2 separate regions of the Mus musculus genome follow, and region 1 is linked to region 2. Evidence: chromatin loops called from intact Hi-C (ENCODE). Cell type or tissue: left cerebral cortex. All regions are shown on one strand.

Region 1 (8,000 bases), 120 kb after region 2:
TTGTTGATAGGGCCTATCCAAGTGCAGGTATCTGCAGCAGTTGTGAGCTGATGATTGCAGTTGGTGGAGCTTTGTCTAGACTCTAGAGAATGACATTTTGAACAGCCCCACCTCCTCTTCCACAGTCGTCCCCGATCCTTAGAGATGCAGTGTCAATGTCTTATTGAGAGCTGAGGCTACTACTGTTGCTTCTTTTCTGCATCTTGGGCAGTTTTGAGTCTTTTCATTCACTGCTGTTCATTGTTAAAGAACGACTTAGTTCCTTTTTATGAACGGATTTTGCCACTTACAGCAGCCCAGCTGCTGACCTAAAGCATTGATTGATTAAAGTCACAAATCGACAGACAGGCCAGCTTCTGCCATGTGAAGTGGGACCTAGAACCATTCCTAAGAAGTTGTGAGCGGACATGTGGCATCTACCTCTTATTCACAATTAACCCTTAAGACCTTTTTCTACACAGGTAAAATTGTGTAGAAAGAAATATTGGGTGGCCCTGAAGAAGTGATTAAGTTGCCAAACAGCTGCCAGAAACTGGGCCACTAGTAATTATAGCAGGTTCAGGATGAACACAGTGGTATCTTGGAAGAGTTTCCAAGGCTCTTCCACATGTACACAGCTGAGTGTGATTCATTATTCCATAGTCTGGCATTTGCCTTATCTTCTTTTATGTTGTTGTTGTTGTTTTTGAGGCATGGTCCTGGGAAAGGTTTGAAACAGTTTAGTGAAAGGAGCAAAGATACTTTGAGTTTGAAGAAATCTTGTAAAGTTTCCTGCACTACAAATTCCATAAACTTGACATGCTGTTATAGGAGTTTGGCCCAAGGTCCCAGGAGAAGGAGAGCGAGAGAGCAAGAGAGTGAGAGAGAGTAAAATGACTCTAGTAAAATGACTGTAGACTGATAGGTACTGCGAAAGCTAAGGAGGGAACACGCTGTCAAGTAGTCTGGTCTAGTTTATCTTCTGTTGCTATGTGAAAGAACATAATAAGAACACAGATTGGTGGGGAGTGGCTTATTGATTTACAGTTTTAGGTTATAGTTCATTATTTTGAGGAAGCCAAGACAGGATCTTTAAGAATCATCACACAGTCAAGAGCAGAGAGAGAAAACATATGGATGCTTGCTTGCTTGCTTGCTTGCTCTCAGCTGGCTTTCTCCTCTTTTATAGTGTTCAGGACCTTTTGCCTACAGAATGGTGCAGTCCATGATGGGCTGAGTGCTCTCACTTCAATTAACAATCAAAACAATGTCTCATAGAGATGCCCAGAGGGCAATCTGATCTGTATAACTGTTCATTAAGACTCTTCTTAGGTGATTGATTTTAGGTTGTGTCATGATTGGGCACAGCTGGGTAAAACTAACCAGCATAGAGTACTTGAGTGCTCAGTCTTATGTTTGGATTTAATATTTAAAAATTTTTAGCTGACTTCTACTGGCTCTGGACATCCTCTAGGCTGTGGGATTTACCCAGGGTAGAATGGTTTGCAACCTGACACTAATTCAGATGAACCTTGAAAAGGCAAGGCGGGGAAAGGACTGTTAGTTGGGGTGACCAGCAGATTGGGAATGGGGTGTCAGGTGTGGTGGCTCATGCCCTTAGTCTCAGCACTCAAGAGGCAGGGCATCAGGCAGAGAAAGTCAGATCTCTGGGGTTCAAGGCCGGCCTGGTTTAGGTAGTTAGTTCCAGTCCAGTTACCACTACATAGTCAGACTGTGTCTCAACCAACCAACCAGAACCCAAACACAAAAACAACCAAAAAGCCAAAATTCAACCAGAAAACAACAAACAAGACTCAGGAGAGGGTCAAACAATAATAAAAGGGAACGGTTGAACGTGACCAAATGATATTGTATGCGTATGCAAAATGGCATGATAAACTCCATTATGTCTAACTAGTCTGTCCTCATAGAGAATCAGAGCTGGCCTTTCTAGCAAGGTCCAGATGACAGTGACCTTCTTAGATCCTGTATATAGGAGGAGAGTTCTGGGAATTCTTTACCCAGCTATTCTGGAGAGGACAAGTGTGGTTGAGGCCCTTTCTCAAGCACACCTGGCAAGGCACACTTGCTTCTTCCTGAGAAAGGCCGAGAGGTTGGGAGAGCAAACCTGCCCACAAGGTCCACTCTATATTGTTTTTTGATTTTCAGTTCTATTTTTGAACTTATGAGGTAGATGGTGAACTAAATTTCGAATCTTTCTTGGCATATGCTCTGCAGGTGTCTCTGTCCATATTGAATTTTCTCAGTAATTGGGGCCTGTGAATTTACACCTAGACATGCGTGGTTATCAAGAGAGTTCTGGAATAGTAGTTGGACCGTGGCAGAACAAAGTTGGGGATCAAATAAGCATCGGTATAGAGGGATGTGGAAGTCACAGTGGTTGATGTTTTTGAAGTCCAGAATAAAGTGGCACCAAGAAGCAGGGGCTGGGGGTGGGGTGGGGACCAGCTCCAACAGAGGGGGAGCAGTCCAACCACAGAAACACACTGGGTGTTCTTTGGTAAGCACGAGGTACTTTCTGCCATGCAGAAAAGGCAGTGTTGTAGTTCTCAAACCACATGCAAGGTTACAGACTAAACAGTGAGCTGAGCTCCAGTGGTCAGTGACTAGGACTGGATTCTGAACAGGATAGAGGCTCCCACAACTTCATGGAAGCCCCTTCTACCAGTCATCTCAGGTAAAAATTGGGTTTAAATACAGAACTGAGGAAGCTCTGTCCTGAGACCCACGGTGAGAGAACAGAGATCTGAAATTGGGGTGCTTTGTTTTAAGTGGGGTTCTTTTTTCTTTTTTTTTTAATTTTCAGGACAGGGTTTCTCTGTGTAGTCCTGACTGTCCTGGAACTCACTCTGTACACCAGGCTGGCCTCGAATTCAGAAATCCGCCTGCCTGTGCCTCTCAAGTGCTGGGATTAAAGGCGTGCGCCACTGCTGCCTGGCTCAGGTGGGGTTCTGATCCACATCAGGGGAAGACAAAGAGAGGTGTACCTCATTCCTATGAAGGGCGCAGCTGCTTAGCGCCCTCTGCTGGTCATACGCGAAGCAGGCCTTACGACACAGAGACCATTTGACATAAGTGAGATTTTCTCCAGGGTAGTTTTGTTAAAACCTGGAGCGCACTTATTTCCACTTTCCACATATTGAGCAAGAAATCGAAGAAAACAACATAAACGTAAATCCAGAGCACTGGGGTTATTCTAAAGACTTAATTGCGTACCCGGAAGAGCAAAGAGGGTTTCTTTTTTTCTTTTAATTTTTTATTAGGTATTTCCCTCATTTACATTTCCAATGCTATCCCAAAAGCCCCCCATACCCACCCCCCACTCCCCTACCCACCCACTCCCCCTTTTTGGCCCTGGCGTTCCCCTGTACTGGGACATATAAAGTTTGCAAGTCCAATGGGCCTCTCTTTCCAGTGATGGCTGACTAGGTCATCTTTTGATACATATGCAGCTAGAGTCAAGAGCTCCGGGGTACTTGTTAGTTCATAATGTTGTTGCACCTATAGGGTTGCAGATCCCTTTAGCTCCTTGGGTACTTTCTCTAGCTCCTCCATTGGGGGCCCTGTGATCCATCCAATAGCTGACTGTGAGCATCCACTTCTGTGTTTGCTAGGCCCCGGCCTAGTCTCACAAGAGACAGCTATATCAGGGTCCTTCCAGCAAATGCTTGCTAGTGTATGCAATGGTGTCAGCGTTTGGAAGCTGATTATGGGATGGATCCCTGGATATGGCAAGAGGGTTTCTTAGTTCATTTTAGGATCCAGGAACCAGGACAACACAGGCCGGGGAGCAGCCTTCCTACTGTGTGGTATTCAGGCAATCCCATCTCTGTTAATCGGTATAATAGCTCATTCCTCTCAGGATGGTATCAGGAAAAAACAAAATAATTCTCCTAGAAAAGTGGTTCTCGACCTTCCTAATGATGCGGCCCTTGAAGACAATTCATCATGTTGTGGAGACTCCCAACCATAAAATTACTACATTGAAATTTCAGAACTGTAATTTTGCTACTGTTATGAACTCTAATGTAAATATCTAATGTGCCAAGTATGTGATATGAGACTTCTGTGGAAGGGTCGTCCCTCAAGGAGGTCTTGCCCCACAGGTTGAGAATCCCTCATGGCCCTAGACTTTTGCCTGCTTCAAACTAAGTTGTCAAGAAATGGCAGCTATGATTCTTTGCACTAACAAGTGTTCTGACCTTATTGTCGCGGATGCTTATTTCACAGAGACACCTTGCTTGCTGGGATGGAGAGGGCTCCAAGAGAAGGATGCACAAATGTCTCTGGAATGAAGCAACATCTTCTTCCAGCCAGGAGCACCACCTAAGTTGGAAAACTAGCTACGACACACAGTGAATGAGTGGACTTTAAAAAAGATTGACCTGCAGCCTCTCACCTCACAAAGGCTGACTTTTTATTCACCTCAGCAAGTTTCACAATCCAGCTGCAAATCACTGTACTGTCCATGGCTGATGGGCAGCCTGCGAAATTGTCAACTTTCAGCGTACCTTCCCACCCCTAGGCTTCTCTGTGGCTCTGGACCCAGACATCCTCCCTCGTGAGGGTATCCTGGGTGTCTGGGTGTCTCTGTGTGTGTGTCTGTGTGTTGTCTCAGGTCAGATTCAGTGTCAGTGGTGGGGTTGGAGATCAAACATGAATGATAATATTGTATCTACTTTGCAGATTGTCCCTGGTAGGTTTCCCAAAGACAGGGAATGAACAACGGGCAGGTAGGTGGTGTTCAGTGTGCTTACTATTGTAATCCTTGAGTAAATCACCTGACGTGTAGGGCCTTAGCTTCTTTACTTGTGAGACAGACACAACGCTGTTCCAGGTCTTACTAGTTGTGTGCTTATGACTGTTTTCCTTTTAAACAACTGTAAATAAAGACATCCTGGGGCGTGATTTCAGAAAATAAAGTAAGTTGCATTTACTTTCCTGAACTTGGTCATATGAGTTGTCACTCAAGATGGGTTTTTCTGATGACAACCCAACCTTCTTGGATATCAGCCGTATTGCACCACAGCTAAGTCTCGGGGAGATAGTCCTGCCATGTGCACTTGAAGTTCAAACTGGCAAAGGTGAGGTGAATGACATTCCCACAGACCGACCTTCAGTGCCATCATTAGGACTAGAGATGGCCCTATGTGTAGGCTATTTGGGTGGTTTTTTTTTTTTCATAAAACAAAAATACTTAGTGTGTTTAACAGTTAGTGGACCACTACTTGGTTAGAAAGAAAGGTTACTAAGGATCAAACTGCCAAGGCTGTCCCTTGCCTGGTCAGAGAGAGGAGCAAAATGATGGAGAATTGAGAAAAAAGTTTTGTTTTTTTTTTTTTTGAGAGGAAAGAGTTTATTTCATCTTATATCTTATAGTACATTATGAGTGGTAGTCAGAACAGGAAATCAAACATGAACTTGGCACTGAAGAAGATGTCACGAAGGAGTATTTACTGTCTTGTGCAAACTGATTTCTTATTCCAGCTGTTCAGGAGGGCACTTGCAATGTAAATCAGTCAAGAAAATACTCAATGATCTTTTGCCTACTAGACAATGTGATGGAGACATTTCCTCAACTGAAGTTTCCTTTTTTAGTTTGACTCCTGTTAGACTATATTTGATAAAACACAAAGAAATAACAAAGAAAGGAGAAACAAAAGAAAGAAAGAAAGAAAGAAAGAAAGAAAGAAAGAAAGAAAGGAAGAAAGGAAAGAAGGAAAGACAGAAAGACAGAAGGAAAGAAAGAAAGAAAGGAAGGAAGAAAGAAAGGAAAGAAGGAAAGAAGGAAAGAGAAAGACAGAAGGAAAGAAGGAAAGAAGGAAAGAAGGAAAGAAGGAAAGAAAGAAAGAAAGAAAGAAAGAAAGAAAGAAAGAAAGAAAGAAAGAAAGAAAGAAAGAAAGAAGAGTTTCTCAAAGAACCAGATCCTAGTTTTGTTGATTCTTTGTATAGTTCTTTTTTTTCTACTTGGTTGATTTCAGCACTGAGTTTGATTATTTTCTGCATCTATCTGCTCCTCTTGGCTTCTTTTTGTTCTAGAGCTTTCAGGTGTGCTGTCAAGCTGCTGGTGTAAGCTCTCTTCAGTTTCTTTTTAGATGCACTCAGAGCTATGAGTTTTCCTCTTAGCACTGCTTTCATTGTGTCCCATAAGTTTGGGTATATTGTGCCTTCATTCTCATTATACTCTAAAAAGACTTCAATTTCTTTCTTGATTTCTTCCTTGACCAAGTTATCATTGAATAGGGCGTTGTTCAGCTTCCATGTGTATGTGTGTCTTCTGTTGTTTTTGTTGGTATTTAAGACCAGCCTTAGTCTGTGGTGATCTGATAGGATACACGGGATTATTTCAATATTCTTGTATCTGTTGAGGCCTGTTTTGTGACTGATTATATGGTGAATTTTGGAGAAGGTACCATGAGGTGCTGAGAAGAAGGTATATCCTTTTGTTTTAGGATGAAATGTTCTATAGATATCTGTTAAATGCATTTGGCCTGTCACTTCTGTTAGTTTTATTGTGTTTCTGTTTAGTTCCCATTTCCATGATCTATCCATTGCTGAGAGTGGGGTGTTGAAGTCTCCCACTATTATTGTGTGAGGTGCAATGTGTGCTTTGAGCTTTAGTAAAGTGTATTTTATTAATATGGTGCCCTTGCATTTGGAGCATAGATGCTCAGAACTGAGAGTTCACCTTGGTAGATTTTTCCTTTGATGGGTATGAAATGCCCTTCCTTATCTTTTTTGGTAACTTTTGGTTGCAAATCCAACCAAAAGTTATTATTTGATATTAGAATGGCTACTCCATTGGTTTCTTGGGACAATTTGCTTGGAAAAGTGTTTTTCAGCCCTTTCCTCTGAGGTAGTGTCTGTCTTTGACACTGAGGTACGTTTCCTGTATGCAAAATGCTGGGTCCTGTTTACATATTCAGTCTGTTAGCCTATGTCTTTTTATTGGGGGAATTGAGGCCATTGATGTAAGAGATATTATGGAATAGTGACTTTGCTTCCTGTTATTTTTGTTGTTAGAGGTGCAATTATGTTTGCATGGCTATTTTCTTTTAGGTTTGTTGAAAGAAAATTACTTTCTTACTTTTTCTAGGGCATAATTTCCCTCCTTGTGTTGGAGTTTTCCATCTGTTATCCTTTGTAGGGCTGCATTTGTGGAACGATATTGTGTAAATTTGGTTTTGTTATGGAATATCTTGGCTTCTCCATCTATGGTAAATGAGAGTTTTGCTAGATATAGTAGCCTGGGCTGGCATTTGTGTTCTCTTAGCGTCTGTATGACATCTGCCCAGGATCTTCTAGCTTTCATAGTCTCTGGTGAAAAGTCTGGTGTAATTCTGATAGGCCTGCCTTTATATGTTACTTGATCTTTTTCCCTTACTGCTTTTAATATTCTTTCTTTGTTTTGTGCATTTGGTGTTTTGATTATTATGTGTCGGGAGGAATTTCTTTTCTGGTCCAGTCTATTTGGAGTTCTGTAGGCTTCTCTTTCTTTAGGCTAGGGAAGTTTTCTTCTATAATTTTGTTGAAGATATTTATTGGCCCTTTAAGTTGGGAATCTTCACTCTCTTCTATACCTATTATCCTTAGGTTTGGTCTTCTCATTGTGTCCTAGATTTCCTGCATGTTTTGGGTTAGGATCTTTTTGCATTTTGCATTTTCTTTGACTGTTGTGTCAATGTTTTCTATGGTATCTTCTGCCCCTGAGTTTCTCTCTTCTATCTCTTGTATTCTGTTGGTTATGCTTGCATATATGACTCCTGATCTCTTTCCTTGGTTTCCTAAATCCAGGGTTGTCTCCCTTTGCAATTTCTTTATTTTTTTTTGCTTTCCATTTTTAGATCCTAGATGGTTTTGTTCAATTCCTTCATCTGGATTTTTGTGTTTCCTCTTTATTAAGGGCCTCTACCTGTTTACCTGTGTTTGCCTGTATTTTTTTAAAGGGAGTTATTTTTATCTCCTTCTTAAAGTCCTTTATCATCATCATGAGATATGAC
Region 2 (8,000 bases):
TTATGACCTCGCTTGACCCAGGAAGCTGGGTAGGTTTTCAATATCAGGCACGACTCCTTATTGAGTGAGGCTCCCATCCAGTTACAGAGAGGTTGATCATGCCATTTGAGTGCCACCATTGCACCATTATATTTTGCTGTAAAACAGCCATGGCTAGTTTTTATGCAGTCCAAGATCCCAGCCTAGAGATTGTTATATCTCTCAAGGGGTTGGTTGGTCTTCCCATCTCAGTTAATTAACTTATTAACTAGGCATGTCCAGTGGTCTATCTCCCAGGTGATCTAGGTCTCATTAAATTAACCGCAAGAGCCTTACGGGAGGGTGTTTGGGAGAAACTGAATTTGTAGCCCTCTGCCTCTCACTCCTGTGCTATTCAGCAGAAAACTGACACCATTCCACAACGGGCCATCAGTTTGGAGCATCCTCATAGATGTGTATATTAATGTGCAGCTGGATAACAAAATTGAGTTGTTCTACAAAAGCATTCATCAATACCTCTTATATCCATGGAGGGGAACTTGGCAAGTATGTAGCACCAAGATACAGCTGACCCCTTAAGAATTGGAAAGTTTAGCCGGGTGTGGTGGTGCGCACCTTTAATCCCAGCACTTGGGAGGCAGAGGCAGGCGGAGTTCTGAGTTCAAGGCCAGCCTGGTCTACAAAGTGAGTTCCAGGACAGCCAGGGCTGTACAGAGAAACCCTGTCTCGGAAAACCAAAAAAAAAAAAAAAAAAAAAAAAAAAAGGAAAAAAAAAAAGAAAAAAGAAAGAAAGAATGAATTGGAAAGTTTGCAGCACCATGAGTAAGGAGGTAGCCAAGCCCACACAGCTAATAATAAATGGAACTACAGTAACTCTGAGCCCTCCTGAGCTGGCTTTGAAGCCTGTGCTCCTAGTCAGATGTGTTATTGACCTTCCTGTGTGGATAATAATAGGAAGGGAGACATAAGGGGGAGTCCAGATTTCTTCCACTTCTGTGTTTGCTTGTTATGACGATTTATGAACTCTGAGCATTAGATGTTTCTGGTGGTCAGAGAACTTACATAATTTAATCAGGATGATTTGCCATGACCTCATAATCTATTCTGATAACTCTGCATGGCATGGGCACACATCGAGTATTAGGGAACTTCCTTCCTTCCTTCCTTCCTTCCTTCCTTCCTTCCTTCCTTCTTTTATTTTTCTTTCCTTATTTTATTTTATTTTATTTATTTTACATCCCGACTGCAGTTTCCCCTCAATGCTCCCCTCCTACCTACTCCTCTGTTTCTCTTCAGAAAAGGGCTGGCTTCAATGGATATCCACCAACCATGCCACGGCATATCAAGTTGAAGTAAGACTAGACACCTCCACTCGTATTAAAGCTGGACCAGGTAACCTAGTCGGAGGAAAGGGTTCCCAAAAGCAGGCAAGAGAGACCGAGACTCCCACTGTTAGGAGTTCCATAAGAAGACCAAGTACACAACTGTAACGTATGTATGGAGGGCCTGGTTGGTAGTTCTGTCTTTGTGAGTTCCTGTGAACCCAGGTTTGTTGATTCTGTGGGTTTTCTTGTGGTGTCTTTGACCCCTCTGGCTCCTACAATTCTTCCTTAGGGGACATTCCTTATCTTGTACTGCACATCTTTCTAGTTTCAAATGGCTGCCATGGCTGGTCCTGCTCAGTGTCTAAAAGTGAACGCTAGGTGGCAGTCAAGGCTCAATGATTTTGGTGTGGCCTCTTGAAACCAGTACTTGTGCATAAAGTCATAAAGGGCTCCATCTATGGAGTTTACCCAGAACCTGGACAATGCCTTTTTATTCCCATGGATTATCACCCCCCCCCCCCAAGCAAAACTGCCACTGCCCGAGGAATGGGGTTGAGGGCTTTTGAATCAGACCAGTTTGGCTTTGAAAACTGGCTCTCAGGATCAGAAAGCACTCTGTAAGTCACCTAAATTGGGTGGTTTCTCTTACCATTGAGAGATACTAAGAAAGTTTTCTGCTACCACTTAAAGCTATTTTTCTTGTACTACCCTGGAGTGGAATGCAAGGGCAGGCAAAGGTTTGGGAAAACACTCAGATCCTAAGGCAGCCACAAAGCTGTATGTATGGCTGTCCTATCAATCCAGTTGCACATAGACGGTGTACCTTCGACTCCGCCTGGGCTTCTGCAGAGACTCACAGTCCTTCTTCCATCTTTGCCACTCTCTATCCTCTCCTCTGCCATTCTGAGTTCTACCTCTCTTTGTCCTGCAATGCACTTCTACAATAGCCAAGAGAGAAATGCATCCCTTCTACAGTTCCTTACGTACCAACCTCACAGTGCAGCATGCTATATCTTGATGAGTTTCTGGATAGGCTATCTTCTGTTTCTCTGCTCCTGTCTTCCCCTGGGAGCCTACAGGAATCCACAGAACATACTATAGTCCCTAGGGAGGGCAGCCCTAAGGCACTCTGGTACCAAGACAGTGCAAGAAGAAGCACATTTATTTGCTGATATACTTCTAAGTAGGAAATAACTTTTCTTTCCAAGAGGACTTAACACTTGGGAGGTAGGGGCAGGAAGTGATTTACGTGGACCTGATGGCCTGTACCCACCCACCAGGAGCCCGAAGAAGCCCTTCCTTTCTTAAATTACTTTTGTTAAGTATTTGGTCACAGCCCAGAGAATATTGTTCAGATGTAAATGGGATTGCTTCTTTACTCTTGCCAAGATAATCGACAGTGTTGCTATGGAGGGAAGCAAGAAACAGAAAAATGGAATAAAACAACGTGCATTTGTTTTAGATCACTGCACACATTTCTAGTGCATTTTCATTCCACCGATGATCATGCAAATAACTTGGGCCAATTATATGCCCCTTACCCCAGACAACATCTCTCTATGTTGCCCAGGCTGGTTTCAAATGTGATTCTCTTAGCTCAGCCTCTCAAGTATCAGGATTTATAGATATAACCACATGTCACATTCCCTCCCCTTCCCCCCTCTGCCCCCTCCCCCTCCCCCTCCCTTTCCCCTCCCCCTCCCCCTCTCCCTCTTCCTCTTGATTTTTTGAGATAGGATCTCACATAGCCCAGGCTTGCCTGAAACTCACAATGTAACCAAGGATGACCTTGGACTTCTGGTACTCCTGCCTCCATGTCCCAAGTTCTGGGATTATAAGTGTGGGCCTTCCATGTTTGGTTTATCTAGTACTGAGAATTGAATCCCAGGCTCCATGCATGCTAGGCAAACATTCTACCCAATGAGCTACTCAGCCTCACACATTCTCTTAAGACTTATCTCAGTCTTCACAGGTCATGAGTAGGTTGACCTTAGGGTTCCTGGGCAATGAGTTCACTCTAGTATGAATGATAACTTTGTATTGTAGAGAACACTCAATTCATGTCCATAGGGAGGCAGGGCAGGGAAACTAAAACCAGGGGACACGATAGTAACCAGACAACATCCTCCTCACGTGGATGTATTGTCCTGGATGGAACTTTTCTTTCCTTTTGGGTTTTTGTTTGTTTGTTTTGTTTTGTTTTGTTTTGTTTGCACAAAGTAGAAATCCCTCAAACTCTTTCCATTTTCTTTCTGTTCTCCTTCTCTTCTTCGAGGCATGTATGCTCCAAGCCATCCTAGAAGAACATAGTAGTGGAAGAAGCCCAGGAGTAATGCTAACAGTTAAGCAGTAGCAGTGATGGCTAATGCTTATCAAGGACTTAAGATATGCCAGGCTACAGTCTCCTTTATGCTGCTGGAACAGAATACTGTTCTGGGCAACTGGATAATTAGTGAAGATCAAGAATTTATTTCTCCCATGTGAGACTAGAAGTCAAAGATTAAGGTTTCTGAAGAGAAGGAGCAGGGAAGAGCAAACTGCCAAGTGCTGCAGACAATCTCTCTCTCTTTCTTTTAAAATAAAATTTTATGTTTATTTATGTGTCTGTACATCTCCCTCCATGTGTATGTGAATATGAATACATAGCTCATGGTAGCCAAAAGAGGGCATCAGATCCCACAGTGATGGGACTACAGATGGTTATGAGCCCCAGCTTGGGTACCCAGTTCCTCTGCAAAAATAGCATGCACTCTAAACCCTTGAGCCATATCCTCAGCCCCTATACAGTCTTGTTTCTAAGAGCCTTAACCGTCTCAGGAAAGAGCACTGCCTATCCACTTCTTACAGGCCTCCCATCACATCTCAATGGTATCACATTACGACACCTGGATTTTGGAAACAACATACCCAATCAATAGTATGTGAACTAATCTAATCTAATCTAATCTAATCTAATCTAATCTAATCTAATCTTATTTATTTATTTATTTATTTATTTATTTATTTATTTTGAGATGAGTCTCTGTGAAACCTTGATTGGCCTGGAACTCAGAAATCTGCCTGCCTCTGCCTCCCAAGTACTGGGATTAGAGTTGTGTGCCCTCACTGCCCAGCAATCTAATAGATGTATTGATTTTTAAATGGCCATGTAAGGCCATAAATACCAAATCTTGTATTTATCTGGATGCAACTAAAAATCTATGATAGTATGAGTTTTTCTCATAGTGTTATGTTAGGAGATCGTCTTTGTGTAACATATTAGGGAATGAGTCAAGAACTATACCCTGTCTATATTCAGAGTCAGACATTCTTAATGTGTGGTTTTTGATTTTGTTTTTTAAAGAAAACATACTATATCTCCATCCCAGCTAGAAAAAAGAGTGAGGGTGAGTAGCAAAAATGTCTGTCTGCCAAAGATGCTTATTCTTAGTTTGTAAGATCAAGGCCTGGGCCCTGGCAGCCCTAAGCTAGGCTCAACCATCCACCCTCGACATGCTGATTAAAAAAATGTTATAATGAAAAGCAGAGGATTTATTCAATCTTGGGAAGATAAATAAAATGTCTCAATGATCCCAAGTCTGTATGTAGGGACCTGGCTTGAGGTTTAGGTTCAAATAGAGGCTTAATAAAAGCAGTCTTGATTAAGGTCCCACTCATCACTATTGTCTGGGTTCCAGTCTCTCCAGCAAGGTGTTCGTTCCATCACATTATCAGAACTGTGTGAAATCTCTAGAGATGACACCCCCCCCCCTTGTGACAAACATAGGACTCCAGCCTCTCCCAATCTCAGCATGGGACATCTTGGGAAATTCCAATTCTTTGGGTTTAACTGTTTCATTAGTCTGGCAGAACAAGGAACATGTACCTATACTTAAGATATTTACCCCTGCCAGAACAGTTACCTGTTTTGTTTGTTTGTTTTTCTTGTGGTTGTTGTTTTTATCCTATTTTAGGGGATCCTAGTTAGGGAGAAAATAGTGATTTCCTCCTAAAGTCCTTTCAACCTCCATTTCATTGGTCACAACTTGGTTATAATCCCAGCCTTATTGTACAGGTTTGTAGGCAGCTCCACATTTTCATAAATAACTGTAGGGCAAATGGGTCATGCCACCAGACAGAAGAACTGGCAAGGTTGAGTGAGCTGAGCTCAGACCCCAGGAATCTCAGAGACTTGAGGAGATCAGCAGAAAGCAAACCACCACTCCCTACCCAGTTCTGTGCCTGCTCTGGAACACAAAACCATGACAGCCCACTGAGAGGACCATAGGCAGTCAGTTACTGCAACACCGGAGTACTTCCCCCATGCAAATGGAGCGTCACTAACATCTCAGACTGAGCCAACAGGAAACACCTACCCCTAAATTCACCCTACTCCTCAATGTTTACATAGTCCCTGTCCCCATAGACTAAAGAGCACAAGTTATTTCACCAAGGATCATCTGAGAGTGGCTGTCTTTACTGAGCTGTAACACTTGGGGACCAGTTCTCTCTCCTGAAGTAGCATTCATCGCTGGACCTGGGACCCAACTGGCCTAACCACTGCTGTCACCTCTGCTGTTTCTGATGATGCTGCAGTAGTTGAGGAGAGACCCACCACAGTAACTGAGAGACCTGGGACCCTGGTTGCCCACCCTGTTCAGGCTGCCCAAACCTCCTTGATTCTCTTCTAAGAGCTGCAACACTCCTGGCATTCCCAGCCAGACTAGAGACCCATGGAACCTACTCACACCTGGCTATGCTTTGCCCTCGGTCTGGTTTGCCTTAGTGGTACCTGAAACACTGGAGGGAAGCAAGAAGATAGCAGAAGACAGAGAACGTTACTGTCCTGAAATAAAAGTCAGGGCTCAGAGATAATAAAGCAAAGCATAATAAAAATCGACGGGTAAATAACGTTATCTGCTGTCTTCCTCATTTACAGAGGAAAAAGAAGTTAAGTGATTTCCACAGGTAAGTGACTAATGGATTAACTTTTCCTGGGGAGATGTAGACAAATATCTATTCAGCCCAGAAAGAGCACCAACAAGACTTGATGGTGGTTTATTCAATGTATGTGCTGTTGCTCTCTTCACACACACCAGAAGAAGGCATTGGATCCCATTACAGATGGTTGTGAGTCACCAATGATTGCTGGAAATTGAACTCAGGACCTCTGGAAGAGCAGTCAGTACTCTTTTTTTTTTTTTTTTTCAGATTCACTCATTTTATTTAATTTTGTTTCATATATCCAAAAGAGAAAAGCCACTGGATCTTTTATGCAAAATACACTAATCACTATTCCCTAGACAATATGTTAAGTTAAATGCATTTTATATTCTGATCCATATTCTAAATTTTCCAAACTGGTTTTGTAGCTTACAAATTGTGTTACTGTGGAAGAGACATCTTGATGAAGATGAAGGCAGGGAGATGTATATAATCTTGAATTGCAAATGAGGGAATTGAGAAAATTTTATTTTAGTTCTGATTGTTCCTGCCTGCTTCATCGTAGATCAGATATTTCCTGATAGTGACATTTCAGATGTAATTGGATATTTTCTCCAATTATTATTTTTAAGCATATTATATTGCTAAGAAAAATAGTAATTTATAGATACCACAAAGGAATAAACACACACAGACACACACACAGAGACACACACAGACGCACACACACACACACACATATATATACATATATATACACATATACATACATATATGCATGTATGTACATATATGCTTAAAACCTATAACTTACTGATTAAATGATCATGTTCATATTCCTATTTTAATTATTGTATATGTAAGACTCTCTCTCTATATATATACACATATGAAAATAAAGTTAGCATAGCATTGACTTTATAAGAGTATTATACATTCATCCTGTTTCCAACTTCCCTAGTACAATTAAGTATAATTCAGTTCTTTTTTTTTTTTTTTTTAGTTTTTTTTTTTATTACGTATTTTCTTCAATTACATTTCCAATGCTATCCCAAAAGCCCCCACCCCCACTCCCCTACCCACCCACTTCCATTTTTTGGCCCTGGCATTCCCCTGTACTGGGGCATATAACGTTTGCCTGACCAATGGGCCTCTCTTTCCAGTGATGGCCGACTAGGTCATCTTTTGATACATATGCAGCTAGAGTCAAGAGCTCTGGGGTACTGGTTAGTTCATAATGTTGTTCCTCCGATAGGGTTGCAGATCTCTTTAGCTCCTTGGATACTTTCTCTAGCTCCTCCATTGGGGGCCCTGTGACCCATCCAATAGTTGACTGTGAGCATCCACTTCTGTGTTTGCTAGGCCCCGGCATAGTCTCACAAGGGACAGCTATATCACCGTCCTTGCAACAAAGGCTTGCTAGTGTATGCAATGGTGTCATCACTTGGAGGCTAATTATGGGATGGAACCCTGGATATGGCAGTCTCTAGATGGACCATCCTTTTGTCTCAGCTCCAAACTTTGTCTCTGTAACTCCTTCCATGGGTGATTATTTCCAATTCTAAGAATGAGCAAACTGTCCACACTTTGGTCTTCGTTCTTCTTCAGTTTCATATGTTTTACATATTGTACCTTATATCTCGCTATACTAAGTTTCTGGGTTAATATCCACTTATCAGTAAGTACATTTCATTTGAGGTCTTTTGTGATTGGGTTACCTCACTCAGGACGATGCCCTCCAGGTCCAACCATTTGCCTAGGAATTTCATGAAT

What was found. A loop is a pair of places that touch in the nucleus more often than their neighbours do. Peaks named below come from ENCODE experiments on the same cell type or tissue, not always from the same donor. Only the 100,000 strongest peaks of a DNase experiment are listed, where the experiment ranks them.
Region 1: a loop joins it to region 2, with 11 times the contacts of the local background. A loop is called at or near these places in 19 of 42 quality-filtered maps.

The regions. Positions count from the first base shown.
Region 1 is chr17:42,653,833-42,661,832 of GRCm38, reverse strand. It overlaps Adgrf4 (adhesion G protein-coupled receptor F4), which reads left to right. Exons shown (of 10, transcript NM_030067.2): 10 at 4,231-4,946. Among named protein-coding and RNA genes, the nearest start is that of Adgrf4, 34 kb to the left of the region's middle. In left cerebral cortex, a CTCF peak has its summit at 3,024 (motif pointing left); DNase peaks (open chromatin) are centred at 3,021 and 7,189.
Region 2 is chr17:42,776,022-42,784,021 of GRCm38, reverse strand. It overlaps a transcript of Cd2ap not described here. Among named protein-coding and RNA genes, the nearest start is that of Adgrf2, 38 kb to the right of the region's middle. In left cerebral cortex, a CTCF peak has its summit at 1,681 (motif pointing right); a DNase peak (open chromatin) is centred at 1,681.